Regions from separate parts of the Mus musculus genome. Here region 2 is linked to region 1. The links are chromatin loops, found by intact Hi-C in ENCODE. Cell type or tissue: left cerebral cortex. All regions are shown on one strand.

Evidence for each region. Hi-C counts contacts between places; a loop is a spot of excess contacts. Peaks named below come from ENCODE experiments on the same cell type or tissue, not always from the same donor. Only the 100,000 strongest peaks of a DNase experiment are listed, where the experiment ranks them.
Region 2: it touches region 1 in a loop (7-fold over the local background); 34 of 42 quality-filtered maps call a loop at or near these places.

The regions. Positions count from the first base shown.
Region 1 is chr5:46,345,112-46,349,111 of GRCm38, reverse strand. It overlaps the pseudogene Gm7931. Among named protein-coding and RNA genes, the nearest start is that of Gm40298, 410 kb to the right of the region's middle. In left cerebral cortex, a CTCF peak has its summit at 1,530 (motif pointing right); a DNase peak (open chromatin) is centred at 1,521; H3K4me3 peaks cover 401 bases.
Region 2 is chr5:45,474,439-45,478,438 of GRCm38, reverse strand. No RefSeq gene overlaps it. Among named protein-coding and RNA genes, the nearest start is that of Lap3, 17 kb to the left of the region's middle. In left cerebral cortex, no CTCF peak of the experiment used is centred here; DNase peaks (open chromatin) are centred at 577 and 1,882.

The DNA.
Region 1 (4,000 bases):
ACTCAGAGTCATTGTGCCTCTGTGTGTGTGTCTGTGTGTGTGTATGTCTCTGTGTGTGTGTGTGTGTGTGTGTGTGTGTGTATGTCTGTGTGTTTCTGTGTCAGTTGTGCCTTTTAGCTATTAGGAAAGATGCAGGGAAGAGCTGTATGCAAGGTATATAGAGATGTGTTGTCCATCATATGAGCCCTGATATGTTGCTACTCAAACTAATAAGAACTATGATTATGCCAATCCAAACAGAACTATATTTCTGTTAAGAAGCATTCTATTAATGGAGGAAATTGATTTAAAAAAAACCAGAATGTGGTCTTATTTCAAATGTCAAATAGAAGGATGGTGCGTTCGCTTGTAAATTATGCAGCTATGCACAAAATGCATTCGATGGACACAGTGAAACCTGCAGGGTCATCAGGTAGAGCATGAATTCAAATCATCACCTGCACAAAGCAGCAACTACATTCCGCAGCTGAAGGCATTCCATTTTGTATGCTTCAGAGACCAGGGTGATTCCAGCTCCCGATTCTGTTATAATTTATGGTAAATGAGGCATGAATTTGGAGGAATTATTTATTTACTTCTGAAGTGAATCTGTGACCTGTGAATGACCCTATTACTAGTTAATAGTAGGAAAGAATTACTTGTTACTGGAATGAAAGGCAGGGAATATTATCTAAGCACATGATCTAATCTTCACTATTCACACAGTTTAAATTTCTTCCCTAAAGGATCGTGTCAACAATACTCACAAGAAGAGAGAGTGAGATCATTATCATGTAAGAAAGATGAATATGTGGATACCTTTGGATCCAGCACACCTAATTTTAACTCCAGGGTTTATGTATGAGCAGAATCCAAGATTCAGATACACCTCTTAAGCCATTTGCAGTTCTTAAGTATAAATTCAAATATTAAAAATTATGCAAACTAGTATTGGGATAATATTTTACACTTTATGAACTCAATTTTGCAGCAAGTAATTGATGTAATAAGTCAGATTCAAATAGTATATTGGGTACTCTTCTTCGGCACTAATTTATTTAAAAAAAATCAATTATAGGATCAGGAAATTTAAAAATTCACACTAAAGAAAAGGCAGCATTGATTAAGCAGTACCCTAGCGAACAAATCCTATTTTGTTCGAATAAATTTGAAGACACCATTGCACTGAATGTTGCAAATCTCTTAAAGCACGAGTTTCTGAGTCTTCTCCTACCTCAGGAAATAGGGAGGCTTTGGGACTTTTATCCATCCTTCCCAGAGCATAAATCTCTCTCAGCGTTCCGATAATTCAAAACTGCAGTAATTGAATGTAGAGAAGTAACGATTGTTGTCCAAGTACAATTCACTCAGTCTATTGATTCAGCGCTTAGCTGTTTGGCCTAATCACGGTGGTTTCCCTTATCAAGCAAGCGTAGCTAAAGCAGCCCACTGCTTGACCTGTGCCCGCTTGTTAAGGTTTTCTTTCCCTTCGGGCTGGAAGATTTCAGAACGATTTTCTAAAGTTGGCCACACGGGGGCAGCATGACCATGCACTCAAAGGCTTCGGGCCCCTGCAGTTTAAAATTAAGAGTGCAGCATCAATCAACTCAAGCAAACATCCTTTTGTGTGCTATTCTTTGACTTAGGGATGTGCGAAAACGCTGTGTGGTCTGTGAAAACAGAGCTCTGTTTCTTCTGTCCAGATTTCTAGAGGAATATGGGTGCAGGGTGAGAGGTAGTGCTACCCCTAATGAGCCAATTAGTTTGAGTGGCACAAATACCACTAAGGACTTAGAGAGAGAAAGAAAAAAAAAAGCTTCTATGGGAGACAGAGAGAAAATAAACCTAGCTTTAGTTTTAGGCAAAATGGTGCCTGTGTTAAAAAAAAATGTCTCTTTATTTGACTTTCCAATAAAGAAGGAAGAAATATTTGGATTGGTAGTCTCCATTTGTATTCATGACCTCCTTTTTCAGACACATTTTCAGTCACATTTTCATATTAATATACTTGCAGTTTACCCAGCTTGCTAATCTATGCATTCCAAATATCTCACCATATTCCTTTCACCTGCAATTTCATTATGGAGGAAAAGAGCTCTCATATGTCTTATGTATACATATATTTTCCAGTACATGCAAGGATTATCATTTACCTCTCACAGTCATTGTGTATAATAGGTGCTATTGTTTCCATTTTATTAATGGAGGGAAATGACAAGAAAAATTAATTGAATTGATTCAAGTTCCTACAGCTAGTGAGCGGGCAGGACCTGGTGTGTCTGAGATACAAACCCCGTTTCTCTCCTCACACTTATTTCTCATTAAGGACTAATATCTCTCTTTTTTAAAATCAATCTTTTCCTTTCCGCTCATAATTGTTCAGTTTTATTTTTAACTCATGCACTGAAAAGAATCAAGAAAGAAGCAGGAAATAAGTGCTAACCTTAGTGTGCAGGTAAGATTCAACATCTAGTGAGATCTGCTCACAAACCAGTAGATACTGATGTGTAGAATATGGAAGGGTGTATACAGTGACTATAACAGGTATAATTTATGTCTCCTCACTTTTATTTTAACTAACAAACAAATGTATATTTTTCAGTTACGAATCACATATTAGCAACAATAACATGATTGGATCTACTTATGATTAGAAAGAATCCTACAAAATAAGGACAAACAGAAAAATCTTTCATATGGTTTATAAAGAAAACCATCAAACAACCACACTCTGATCACTGTACAGCTGTAGCAATAACCAAGTCAGCTAACATCATAAGTTAAGTCATTCTGCTCCCTTGGACATTAGAAATGTCCTGTGGGAACATGGGATCTGCTTGCTATCTGTATGAGATAAAAATTATCTACCTGCTTCAGCCTCTGACCACAGGTTCATCCACACACTTCTTTCTCCAGTTTCTGATTTCTGACGTTACAAGTATTTTCTCTCTAGCCAAGACATTTGCTTCCACCCAGGTAAAGATCAGAGATGGGTATGTGGATGGGTGGGTGGGTAGGTAGGTAGGTAGATAGATAGGTAGGTAGGTAGATAGATAGATAGATAGATAGATAGATAGATAGATAGATAGATAGATAGATAATAGTTGGATAGATAGGTAAGTAGATAGACAGGTAGGTAGATAGATAGATAGATAGATAGATAGATAGATAGATAGATAGATAGATGTATACACACATACATACACACATACATACATACATACATACATACATACATACATACATACACAAATAAAGACAGATAAAAGAAGTGGACAGAGGATGAGAAGGGAGAGAGAACACAACACATATGAGTGGATGCCTGTGTCTGAAGTACTAAACTTTACCTGTAGTCAAGCTGCTAACCAGATGTGTGAAGCTGTGCTCAGCAAAGGAAATTATTTTCACCATGGACCTTTAATTCCCTGCTATGTAGTGCTCTAATCAGAGATATGTCTCCTGTTTGCACCAATACACCATGAAAACCTGTGACATGTCAGTCTTGGGGTTATGCTTCAGTTGTCAATTCATATATTAGGTTTGCTTCTGTTACAGCAACATACATCACAATCAAAAGTCACTTGGAGGAGAGAATGGTTTCTGTTCGATCACAGGTTTCCGCCTATCACCTAGGAAAGCTCAAGTTGAAATCTGGATGCAGGAGCTGACTGGAGCCCACAGGGGAAGGCTGTTTACTGACTTGCTCTCCAAGCTTGCACAGTTACTTTCTTATGAAATCCTAAGCCCACATGTCTGGGTATAGCACCATCCATAGTGGGCTTGTTCCTCCTACATCAATTAGCAATTAAGAAGTGCATCTCAGTAAATCAATAGGGACCTCATGAACCTGCAAAGCTTCTATATGGCAAAGGACACTCTCATTCAAAGCACAGTCTATAGATTGTTGGGTTTTTTTTTCCAACTACACATCTGGTAGGGGCCTAATATACAAAACACATAAATAACTCAAAGTACTAGTTGTCAAGAAATGACCCTATTATAAAATGGGATACAGGTCTAA
Region 2 (4,000 bases), 870 kb after region 1:
CTGGGTGGCACTCTGGGAAGAGCTGATAAGGCTAAAACAAGGAAGAGGTGTTGGGAATGGCCATGCTAGCTGCAAGATTGGTTTGGTAATGGATTGAATTTGAAGAGTGAAGGAGATTTTTAAAATAATCATAGACATCTAGCTTAAGCAACAAAGCAGATGCCTTGCTTAAAAAAAAAAAAACAAAACTCTCCTAGTCTGGCATTAAACTTGATATGTATGTAAAGGTGACACTGGATTGCTCATTCTCCTGCCTGCACCTTCTGAATGCTAGGATTGCAGGCATCTGCCACCAGGCCTATCTTTGTGTGGTGCTGAAGACTGAACTCAAGGCTTTGTGTATTGTAGGCAAGCAGTCTCCCAACTGGGCTGTATTCCCAGCCCTCTGTGTCCTGCCTTTAGCTAGACAAGGATTTTCTCAGGAAAGCTGGGGAAACAGCCCTCGTATTTCCCAAGCTGATTTAAAGAACCCTGGGCCACCCAGGACATGAGGGGGCATGCAACAGGCACCTAGATGAGTTGGCAGCAGCTCGGGTGAGCTATCCTGGAGTGCCGCCAGTGAGGGAAGCCTGAGTGCACTGCTGCAGATGAGACAGGGAGACATGAGATTAGGCAGGAAGAGCACCCATGCTCATAGGCTTTGAGCACCACCCACATAACCATAAGCACAGGATAGGAAAAGAGCCCGGGAAGTCGTCCAGACAGGTAGGTGGTAGACGCCTGGCAAAAGGACAGGTGGGTGAGGAGAAGCCACTCAACAAGAATAACGACCTAAGAATCCTACAGGTTTACAATGTGGAGGTCATTCTTCATCTTGGCAAGAGAGAGTGCACTGGTTGTTGCCATCTCCAACAGGCCATGTAGAAATATAAAGCCGACTCACACCACTTCTCTGTTCAAAGCAACAGGCCTTACCCACTCCTTGCTTAGCAGATTCACGGGGACCTTGCACAACCCTGGAGTTGTGTGAAGCTCGCCACTTCCAAACAACCACCCATGGGCCTCATCTTGGAATCTCTGCTTTGTTGGTCACACAGACTCTTTACTGTTCCTGGGCAAGCCAGAGTTTCCTGCCACAGGGTCCTGACGCCTGTTTGCTTAGTCAGGAATGATGCTCTTAGATTCTGCTAAACTCACGTCTCTGCTTTCCATAGGTTTGTTTCAGTGCTACTTGTAAGGGACCTCAGCTGACACTTTAGATCATAGACATTTAGATCATAGAGTCCCTGAGAGCTCTGCCCTTATTTCCTACTTTATTATTTTTTCATAGCATCATTTACTATTATTTAAAAAAATTATCTCAGCATCTTCACAGTACAACAAAAGCAGTATACCTACTTTATAAAGGCTGTGAGAAGTAGTCAGCACATCAAAAGCCCTTTGTATAGAGATTTGCCCACCAAAGGGGCTCAGTCACACTGGCAATAACTGTTTCCTCTTAACCGTCAAAGACAGGTTAAAGGTTGATAGAGCTTAGTGTTTGGCGTACTTTTAGTATCTGAGAGAACTTGGTGGATGCAGCTGACAGTGGCTGTGTCTGTGAAGGTGTGAATATAGCACCGTTGACTCTGGTTCATCCTTTCCACAGTGACTGAGAATTATTTCTTCCCCACCCAATAATGCTGACACCTTCACAGTATTTTCAACAGCAACTACAGCACCCGTGGCAAACTTGTACAATCGTAACTTCTACGAGTATTACAGTTGGACAGCTGTCTTATAGACACATATAGAGTCTCAAGGGAGGAACGTTTGCTGGCATTTTGTTAACATGGGGGGGAGGGTTGCATCAGCTTAGATGTATCTCTGTCTGGAGAGCATGCTCTCTTGTCAACGTGAGTCGCTGTTCTCCGCCGTGGGTGGCAGACACTGGCGATCATCCCTCCACACTTGGGAGGCATTTTCTTTGGCTGCAGTTCAATAGGCAGTTTGCACTGCATTATTGTCTAGCCTGACGTGTTGCTTGTGCAATGGGAATGCTTACAAAGCCAGCCTGTCTTGGGGGCTGCTAATTAATCCTTCTTCACTCCTTGGGAGGTGACCCAGGAATGTGTATGGAGTGACTGTTCATAGGCAGAACCATATTTCTCAGAGGAAGCCATGTTCAAAAGCATAATTTCACTCCAGTGTTTACTGAAGAGCCTGACCTCCCAGTTTCACCCTAGCTCCACTCCTCAGAACCTCTAAAGTAGCCTGAAAGTCTGCTACTTTAAAATATTTTGCGAGGCCAGTTTAATACTTGTTAACTCTGTCCGTACTTCTGTAATCTATGGTTCTAGTTAGAAAAATCAGTGTTGGACAATATGAGTGGAATACAGCCATAGACAGAAGCAACCACTTCCAGCTAGGCATGGATTCAACCCAAGGAAAAGGGTGTGTGCGCGCATGCATGTGCGAATGGTGTGTATCCGGTAGTGCACACTTGGCACGGGGCAAGCCTGACTATGCTAGAGCACAGGAACATGTCATCTGGCCTCTGAAAAGAGACAGGCTCAGAAAAATAAATAAATTCCACTTTTACTAGTTCCCAAGAAGAATGTAACCTCACACTTCCCTCCTGGGCCCTTGAGATCTGTGGGTTTGGCTGATGTTCTTACTAGAGGAGGCTACTGATCACTTACAGATTTGGGTAATTCTGCACTTATATTGGAACATGCAGGATGAGGGTCGGTCCACCTGAGTTTAGGAATGCGTTCATCACAGGCATCCTTGGTATGGCTCACACAGCACTATCCTCTATACTAGGGCAGTACCTCACAGGTGTGGGGAGACTTAGAATGCCTAACTGCAAGGAGGTACAGTTGTCTATTGGTCCTGTGAAGATACACTTTCTGAGTCTGTAGGACTGGGGTGGCCCTGAGATGCCTTTACATCAAGTTCTCTGCCACCACCACCACAGCCCATCTGCCGCTGCCGCCACTGCTTGCTGCTGCCACTGCTACTGGCTCAAAACCTCACTGAGTAGTGGCCTTGCTTCTTCTTTCACCTTCCCTTTTGCATTTCTTTGCTGTTTTCCTCCTTTGCCCATTTCTTCCCCCCCTCCCACCGTGTGCATGTCTGTCTGTCTGTCTGCCTCTGTCTCTCTCCGTGTGTGTGTGTGTGTGTGTGTGTGTGTGTGTGTGCATGCAGTATTTTGAATACAGTCAAATGTTCAGAGACCAGTGCCTTCCTCTTTCAACCCCTTCCCTTCCCTTCCCTTCCCTTCCCTCCCCTCCCCTCCCCTCCCCTCCCCTCCCCTCCCCTCCCTCTCCCCTCCCCTCTCCCTCCCCTCCCCTCCCCTCCCCTCCCCTTCCCTTCCCTTCCCGAGACAGGATCTCTCAATGAACTATAGTTAATTTTCAAAAGCATTTTTCTGGGACTGGATGTAGCTTAGTGGTGGTTCAGAATTTGGCCAACATGAACAGGGCCTAGTGTTTGGGTCTTATAAACAAAATACTCCTGATAGATAATTCTGAACTTTAACCAGGGCACTTTGAACTTTGCTACTGGAATAAGTTCTTGTGCTTCCGTATTGATTTCCTTACTCTCCCCAAATGATGAAACATATTGACGCATCATAGTAGTTTAGGAAACCGAGAATTTAAGAAAATAAATAAAAATGCAAGCAGTGCTTTAATCTATATTTTTTTCTTTTAATTTTGCATTTTATCAGTTTTGTATTATTAGAATGACAGGAACTCCCCCAAAAGGTGGGCATTTATAGGCAAAATATTGAGCCCTGTCATTTGTCATTATGCCTGATGGATTGTCATTTTAGGTCCCTCTGTTGCTGCAGAAGATCAGAAAGACTTTTGTTACGTACTGATGACGAATAAGATGTCAGATCTCTACAGTCCTTTTTCTGATCCCATGGTCCTGCAACACCCTGAGAAATGACCCCCTACTATACATAGAAATAGTGAATAAAGTGTGAAAATGGTTTTTCTTATTCAGTTGAGACTGGAAAGTGGAAGTTAGCATGTTAGAAATATGATTCAATGTCAACCATCCTGCAACCGAG